Regions from separate parts of the Homo sapiens genome. Here all the other regions are linked to region 3. Evidence: chromatin contacts called from ENCODE Hi-C or POLR2A ChIA-PET data. All regions are on one chromosome and are shown on one strand. Each heading gives the region's core, a stretch centred on a gene start or an enhancer-like site at or near the end of the contact. The rest is flanking DNA. Distances are from core to core; before and after follow the strand shown.

Evidence for each region. Hi-C counts contacts between places; a loop is a spot of excess contacts on that map. ChIA-PET counts read pairs that join two places held with the same protein, here RNA polymerase II (POLR2A). Pooled maps may share reads with other maps.
Region 1: a pooled map shows a loop between it and region 3 (9-fold over the local background). The contact joins two enhancer-like sites. A Hi-C loop is called at or near these places in 8 of 50 pooled maps. POLR2A ChIA-PET finds 5 or more read pairs at or near these places in 2 of 52 experiments (Panc1 and activated CD4-positive, alpha-beta memory T cell).
Region 2: a loop to region 3 is called in a pooled map, with 6 times the contacts of the local background. The contact joins two enhancer-like sites. A Hi-C loop is called at or near these places in 6 of 50 pooled maps. POLR2A ChIA-PET finds 5 or more read pairs at or near these places in 2 of 52 experiments (Panc1 and activated T-cell).

Annotation. Positions count from the first base shown.
Region 1 is chr6:155,153,101-155,155,800 of GRCh38, forward strand. The region is part of intron 7 of TIAM2 (TIAM Rac1 associated GEF 2); the gene reads left to right. Among named protein-coding and RNA genes, the nearest start is that of CLDN20, 110 kb to the right of the region's middle. Within about 2 kb of position 1,276, at least 7 of the 41 ENCODE cell types and tissues checked have a DNase peak (open chromatin) inside an H3K27ac peak, as active enhancers do.
Region 2 is chr6:155,125,714-155,128,413 of GRCh38, forward strand. It overlaps TIAM2 (TIAM Rac1 associated GEF 2), which reads left to right. Exons shown (of 27, transcript NM_012454.4): 3 at 1,777-1,887. Among named protein-coding and RNA genes, the nearest start is that of TIAM2, 130 kb to the left of the region's middle. RefSeq lists enhancers at 1,267-2,466, 1,474-2,220. Within about 2 kb of position 1,443, at least 4 of the 41 ENCODE cell types and tissues checked have a DNase peak (open chromatin) inside an H3K27ac peak, as active enhancers do; they include Panc1, where a contact is called at or near this core.
Region 3 is chr6:155,222,770-155,225,469 of GRCh38, forward strand. The region is part of intron 15 of TIAM2 (TIAM Rac1 associated GEF 2); the gene reads left to right. Among named protein-coding and RNA genes, the nearest start is that of CLDN20, 40 kb to the right of the region's middle. RefSeq lists an enhancer at 985-2,184. Within about 2 kb of position 1,427, at least 9 of the 41 ENCODE cell types and tissues checked have a DNase peak (open chromatin) inside an H3K27ac peak, as active enhancers do; they include Panc1, where a contact is called at or near this core.

The DNA.
Region 1 (2,700 bases), core at 26-2,525, 70 kb before region 3:
TCATCACTTTAGTTATTTTAAGTGCACCTTTCTAATGCTACTAATTTTTCATTTTTGGTTCTCCCCTCCCCATAGCCCAGGCCCTAACCCCTTCCTGTGTCCTCCCCACACTCCCTTCTCCCCTACACCCTTCTCCCAACCCCTGCCGTACATGCACTCCCTTTCTCATGTTAGTCTTGTGAGTTTCTGGTAACAGACAATTGGGATTGATTTTAGAAATTCTTGTCCAGGCACGGTGACTCACACCTGTAATCCCAGTACTTTGGGAGGCTGAGGCTGGAGGTTCATTTGAGGCCAGGAGCTCAAGATCAGGTGGGGCAACACAGCAAGACCCTATTTCTGAAAAAGAAAAAAAAAAGAAATTCTACCTGGAAGTATTCTCCTCACCGTATTGCACTCTTTGAGGTTATGATTTAGTCACATGTTCCTGAAGGGCTTTGTAGTGTGTAGCCTGAGTTATGTTTGCTGTGCCCGCTGTCCTTGCATCCTTTGTCAGCAGGTTGTAAAGGAGCTGTTTACGCTTTTTTTTTTTTTTTTTTTTGACAGAGTCTTGCTCTGTCACCCAGGCTGGAGGGTAGTGGCGCAATCTCAGCTCACTGCAACCTCCACCTGCTGGATTCAAGCAATTCTCCTGCCTCAACCTCCCGAGTAGCTGGGATTACAGGCACCCACCACTACGCCCAGCTAATTTTTGTATTTTTAGTAGAGATGGGGTTTCACCATGTTGACCAGGCTGTTCTCAAACTCCTGACCTCAGGTGATCTGCCTGCCTCGACCTCCCAAACTGGTGGGATTACAGGCGTGAAACCACTATACCTGGCCAAGAGCTGTTTACTTTTTACCTTCAGACACAAAGACTGGGAAGCATTAAGCAGGAACAAGTACTTGCTTAAAATTGCTTTTATGAGATATTTGACAAAAAAATGTAATGTGAAGCCACAAAGGCAAAGGTATTTACAGATCAAGACCAATCAGGACAGGGTCTCCAAAATATTCCCTAAGCATTTAGCTTTCTCTAAACTTCCTTTTAAAAATATCTGTAAAAGAGCAGTGCTTTATCCACTTAGCATTTTAAAACCTCAATAAATATACATTTATTTATGTAGCTTCCTCCCCAGCGGTTTTCCCTGAAAACCTCAGATGTAGTCATTTCTAGCCTAAAAATAGAATGTGCAATGTAGGTGACATCATGCAACAGAAATTCTCTGGAACAGGTTTTCTTCGAAGTACGTGGGTGGAGAAGATCCTTTTTGAAATAAAAAGGCACTATCGCAGTTGTAACATACCGGCTGAGCTACATACGGTCAGTGGTGACATGCTCTGGCCGTGTCCTGGGCCTCTTGGGTGTTTCTGGGGCAGGATGATGCAGCTTTCATTTGAGCATGTCCAATGTGGACCAGATCACACCGCCATCCACACGCCAGATCGCCTTTGAAGTTCCCAGGGAGGAAGAGTTGTAAATTAAGTCCAGTTAGTACTTTATTTGCCTTTCTGCTTATTATTTCAAACAAGTAAACAAGGACAAAACCTCACCACCCTTAGGCAGTCTTGGCATTCTCCCAGATGGCATCCCCCATCCTGCCTCATTATGTGCGATTTCCAGGGTAGACAGGCCTGCTTCTGTGGTTAATTAGGCTGGGGAGGGAGGAGGTGGTTGGACTACCAGGGGTTGCTGTGGGGAAGGAGGAAGCACTTGCTGGTAGGGTTCAGACTGCTCTGGGTTTTATGAAATGTGGGCTTCAGTTTAAATATTTACTTAAATACAGTTTTAAAATCATAAAGAGGACGGATTGCGTTTGGACAATTGGCAACTGGTGAAGAGAACAATGAGAACAAGGCTTTGAGGAAAATACGAGGATACTGTGGTGTATTTCTGGATGTGTACAGGGGGAAGCAGTTTGAGGAACAAACCACTGGAGTGTAGCATATTTGTGAGGGGATTTGAGGGAGATAAAGTCAGATTGTGGAGGTGGTGGGTGAAGATGTGAACTTTATTCAATAGGCAATAGGGAGATGGTGAAAGTGTTATTTTTTATTTTTTATTTTTTAAGGCAGGCAATAGGGAGATGGTGAAAGTGTTATTTTTTATTTTTTAAGGCAGAGTCTTGCTGTGTTGCCCAGGCTGGAGTGCAGTGGCATGGTCTTGGCTCACTGCAACCTCTGCCTCCTGAGTTCAAGTGATTCTCGTCCCTCAGCCTCCCAGGCAGCTGCGATTACAGGCATGTGCCACTACGTCCTGGTAATTTTTGTATTTTAGTAGAGATGGGATTGGCCATGCTGGTCTCAAACTCCTGACCTCAACTGATCCGCCTGCCTCAGCCTCCCAAAGTGCTGGGATTACAGGTGTGAGCCAGTGTGCCCAGCTGGAAGTGTTTTTATTTTCTATTTTTTTGAAACGGAGTCTTTCTCTGTCGCCCAGGCTGGAATGCAGTGGTGTGATCTCGGCTCACTGTAGCCTCTGCCTCCAGGGTTCCAGTGATTCTCCTGCCTTAGCCTCCTGGGTAGCTGGGATTACAGGCGTACGCCACCACACCCGGCAAATTTTTGTATTTTTTGTAGAGACGGGGTTTTGCCATGTTGGCCAGGCTGGTCTCGAACTCCTGACTTCAGGCAATCTGCCCGCCTTGGCCTCCCAAAGTGTTGGGATTACAGGCATGAGCCACCGCTCCCAGCCTGGAAATGTTTTTGTTAGGAGAATAA
Region 2 (2,700 bases), core at 193-2,692, 97 kb before region 3:
TATAATCACAGCTACTTGAGAGGCTGAGGCAGGGGAGTCACTTGGACCTGGGAGGCGGAGGTTGCAGTGAGCCGAGATTGTGCCACTGCACTCCAGCCTGGACGACAGAGCAAGACTCTGTCTCCAAAAAAAGAGAGAAAAAAAAAAGAATTACAAATAGAATAACCTAAGTGGTGTGCTTATGACAATAAATAGTTTATTTTCTAAAAATAAAATAAAAATAGAATAACCTAATGCTATTGCATTTCCACTTCTGGGTATATATCATAAAGAATTGAAAGCAGGGTCTGGAAGAGCTAGTTAAACACCCATGGTCATAGCAGCATTATTCATAATAGCCAAGAGGTGGAAGCAACCCAAGTGTCTCTCCATGGGATGAATGAATAAACAAAATGTGGCATGCACATGTAATAGAATGCTATTCAGCCTTAACAAGGAAGGAAATTCTGACATCTGCTACCACGTGGATGAAACTTGAGGGCATTATACTAAGTGAAATAAGCCAGTTGCAAAAAGACAAATGCTTTCACTTATATGCGGTATCTAGAGTCCTCAAATTCATAGAGGCAGAAAGTAGAATGACAGTTGCCAGGGGCTGTGGGACCGGGGAATTGCTGTTTAATGGGTGCAGAGTTTCTGTTCTGCAAGATGGAAAGAGTTCTGAAGATGGATGTCGGTGACGGTTGTACAACAGTGTACTTACTGCTGCCCTGTACATTTAAAAATGGGTAAGATGGGCCAGGCGCGGTGGCTCACGCCTGTAATCCCCGCGCTTTGGGAGGCTGAGGTGAGCAGATCACCTGAGGTCGGGAGTTTGAGAACAGTCTGACCAACATGGAGAAACCCTGTCTCTACTAAAAATACAAAATTAGCTGGGCGTGGTGGTGCGTGCCTGTAATCCCAGTTACTCAGGAGGCTGAGGTAGGAGAATCGCTTGAACCCAGGAGGCGGAGGTTGCAGTGAGCCGAGATTGTGCCACTGCACTCCCGCCTGGGCAAGAAGAACAAAACTCTGTCTCAAATAAATAAATAAATAAATAAATGGTAAGATGGAAAATGTTATGTTATCCATGTTTGACCACAATTACAAATAAACTTTTTTTTTTTTTTTTAAAGGAACAAAAAGTCACTATTAAGGCCTCACCCCTCTGCTTCCCGTGTCTGTGGCTTCGTGTCCAGCAGTGAGCACGGCCAGAGGGGAGCCTCCCCATCTCAGCCAGTCCTCCTCCCTTTCAGAAGCCCTGCCTTATCCCTCAGAGGGGGACCTCTTGCCCCTGCTAACATGTGCTTGAGAAAGCTTTTAATCTCATTTATGAGGTCAACCTCTACAAGCTAAATTATTTTAACCAAGGACTATTCACTGTGATGTTATATTTTGGGCTTTGTTTTTGCTGCTTGGTCAAATAGAGAACAAGGGCCACCTCTCGTCACACAGCCTGACGCTCCTGCAGCCCTGTGAGACTGAGAGTTGTTTTCCTGGTCATGGTGACAGATGAGCCACGCATGACTCACTGGAGCGGTCTCCCCTGAAACAAAGGCATGCATTTGACTGCAGACTGGGTGTTGAGTTGGTGGCCTTTGCAAGACTGGGTGGGCAGTTCTGGCTTCAAATGACCCTGATGAATCACACGGTTCACAGACGTTTCATTTATTACCTTGACAGTGACCCTGGACACCAGTTGTTTCTTCATATAATTTGCGTTAAGGCTTCCTTTTGACTTTGTGGGAGCTTGGAGTAAAACGCTTCACAGAGTTTTCTTGCGTTTCTGTTTTTCAGGCTCACTTCATGGACTCACTTTGCGTGCTTGTTAAATGTGCTGTGTTGCTCCCAAGACCATGTAAAGCCTACTGACCACTAACCTCCCTCACAGCAGAAACTAGACGTCAGGTAAACCCAACCCTTGTGCCTGGGGGTCACGTCAAGTTGCATGACTGTGATTAAGGTAATAAGTAAAGGTTTAATTATTTGGGCTAGCGATTTTGGTTTTAAAATATTTGATAATTACCACCAAAGAAAAGTCAATCCATTTAACTTCTGTTTTGTGGCTACACATTCTTAGATATAAAAGAATTAAAAATAAAAAGCCTACTAAATATATCTGGAGATCTCACCAGAAGAGCATCACCTCCAACTGACCTAAAATAGTGATATACTGGTTTGAGTGAGAAACTAGCTGGGCATGGTGGCATGTGCCTGTAGTTCCAGCTACTTGGGAGGCTGAGGCAGGAGAATCCCTTGAGCCCAGGGGTTTGAAACCAGCCTGGGCAACATAGCAAGATCCCACCTCAAAAAAATTATTTCAGAATCAAAAGAGATGGTTTCTTCTTTCCTCCCTTCCTCCCTCCCTCCTTCTCCCCCTTTTCACTTTGAGTTTGGCTTAACTAATAGACTCCTTGAGCAAACTGGGGTTTTTACAAGGAAGTAAGAGTCTAATATTAAGTTTTTCTGATGCCCATATTCTAAGTCAGCTTCATACTTACTTCTCTCATCATATTCTAAAGTGAAGATACCTGAAGTCTTTACAAAAGCTCTAGAGATTAGTTTTATTAAAATGTTTTTCTTTCCCAAATGAGAGCTCTTATTTTTTCCCCCATTTTTCATCTCAGCCTCATTTTTGAGGACTTCCAGGCCTTTTTCTTTTGTGGTATTCCTAGAGCCCCAACAGAGCCTGGTACCTGGTGTCATGTTATAAAAATGTGA
Region 3 (2,700 bases), core at 177-2,676:
TGTCTGTCTTTCTGCCTGAATGCCTGATCCAAAGCAGCTTTCTGCTAGATATCCCTTTTTATCCCCATGAATATGGAGAGCTGCTTAGAAGAAGAATCTTAGCAGAACCCTATTAGAATTTGCTTCGGTCGTTTATTGTCCTTCATGCATTTCATTGAAGCTAAAACCTGTAAGATTTTTGGAGGCTTCTCAGGTAATGGTATGCGAAGGTCAGGATGGTTAGATACCGTATTTCCAGATGCTCTCTGCTCTTTTATGCACTTACGTTATTTAGGAACTTATTTCAAGCAGACCATTTGAGAATCTGAGGAAAGCTATGGGTCCCCAGAAGATTGCTTATGCACATACGTTAGAAATTGCAGACAATTCCAGGGAGCTCCCCAGTCTTACGATGTTTATTCACAGCTTTCCCTGTTAGGAATTTATGAACCGTCAGTTTGTGATCCTTACTTTGAGTAAACATCTGAATAGCCTAGCCTGTGTCTTAATATTATTGATATTGCAGAATCAGTTATCAAGTACCTGCAATATGAACAGCACTGTGTTTATATAGTCAAGTGATATTTTGAACTTTGTTTTTATCTTAGTCTAATTGCTTGGGTGAGATTAGCTATTAATGCTTTATTTTTTTAATGTGCTAAGAGATGTTGAGGAACGTTAAATAAATAACAACCCCTAGATGGCAAATAAATTATTAGGTTGAGACCAGAATAGATTATATTGATGATGGTGGTTAGACATCCCCAGATTTTTTTTTCTTTTTTTTTTTTTTTTTACTCTGCACTTCAATGGATGCAAACCCAGGTTGTTAAACACCAATCGCAGCATTACGTGCTGGGATGTTTTGGCATTTTGAAAGTTTTATTTTCTATCATTAGTGAACAAAATGGGTTTTTTTTTGGAGTAAGAATTTTAACATTTTGATCCCAAACCAAACTTTTATGGATCTCTTTAGTAAAATAAATAGCTGTCTGATGGACTAGGAGGGGTGTTTTTTATGCTCAGCGTAAGGGACGCTCAGGTGGCTGTGGCTCCTGTGTTCCCCGGCAAGGGCGTTGCCAGTGAATTTCACCCTTCCCCTTTCCATGTCAGCAAATTAGCTAAGCCCTTGTTGTCGTTCGCCCTTTTTCTTTTAAAGAAGTAATAGGCACAATTACTATCTAATTTTGGCTTGCCACTGTGTGGGTGCCTGGAATCTCATCCGATCTTTAATATTTACCCAGGGGGGTGGGTGTAGTGTCGCATTATTCATTCACTCATTAAATCCCCTTCACCGAGGCCTGCTCAGATGCTTGCCATTGTTCAAAGTTCTGAAATCGTCACCTGGCTGCCTTCTGTCAATATTCTTGCGTAGAGATTGTAGTCCAATGAAAACCTTGTACTGAGTGAAAGAAGATGTGTTTGAGTTTCAAGGCATTTTCTGTGCCTTTCATGACTCATAGCAGATTCTCACCTTGTGATAAAGTTCCGGCTCCACAGTGGTGGCTGCTTTTGCTTTTGCAAAAGTAAGTTGTGAGAAATTGTTCTGAGTCATTTTGCAATTTCCTCTATAGACTCAGCTAAGAGTAGATGTGTGTGTCATGAGTAGATGTGTCTGGAGTTGAGGGAGGAGGGGTCATGGAAAAACTCTGCCTGGAAGTGCTTCATCCAGGTACACATGATGGTATTTTCACCATCTCAAACACTAGCTTCTAACTGCTGAAGGTTAAGATGGGATCATTCGTTTTGTAAATCCGTCTCCTGCTGTCTTGATAATAACATGAAGAAAAGGGCAAGAAAAACATGGATGTGTCATTAGTATGGAAGGAAGGAGGAGAATGGAGGTTTGTTTTAAAGGCACCCCCAATTCTCTTTCCCTCTTTCATCCTTTCGTTGGTTCTTGCCCCTTCCACACCCCGACTGTGTTTGTTCAGCCTCCAGCGCATGCTGCCGCCTCTGCTATTCACCTGCCTTTGCGCTCTCTCATTCTTTGCTGCCACCTGAGTCCTCTGGTGTTTTCAGAAAACAGCTGGCAGAGGAGGAGGCTCTGAGATGTGCAGTTGCTTAGAAGGTTCTGGCCTGGCATCTGCACAGCGGGGATTTCATCACCAACTGCTCAGAAACCACAAATGCTGCATGCCTGGAGGAGTCCTGCCATCTTCCTACCTTGCATGCCACTCTCAGCTGGTTTTGGGATTTTCTATTTATTTGTTTGTTTGTTTGTTTGAGATGGGTCTCGCTCTGTCACCCAAGCTGGAGTGAAATGGTGCGATCTTGGCTGACTGCAACCTTTGCCTTCCAGGTTCAAGCAGTTCTCCCACCTCAGCCTCGCATGTAGCTGGGATTACAGGCATGCACAACTGCACACAGCTAATTTTTGTATTTTTGGTAGAGATGGGGTTTTGACATGTTGTCCAGGCTTGTCTCGAACTCCTGACTTCAGATGATCCACCCACCTCGGCCTCCCAAAGTGCTGGGATTACAGGCATGAGCCAATGCACTCAGCTGGGATTTTTAAGAGTTTATTCCCTTCTTGGTTCATTCAGGCATAGATAAAGGGCAGTCTGAGGGCCCGGGTGACACACCCATCAGGACAGGTTGGTGCTCTGCCTTCCTCTCATTTGAGCACCGAGGTCTTGAATTTGGGGCTTATACAGATGAGTTACCAAGATGGGGAAAGGTGGACCATCAAGCAGTAATACAACGTGAGGCTTACAGGTA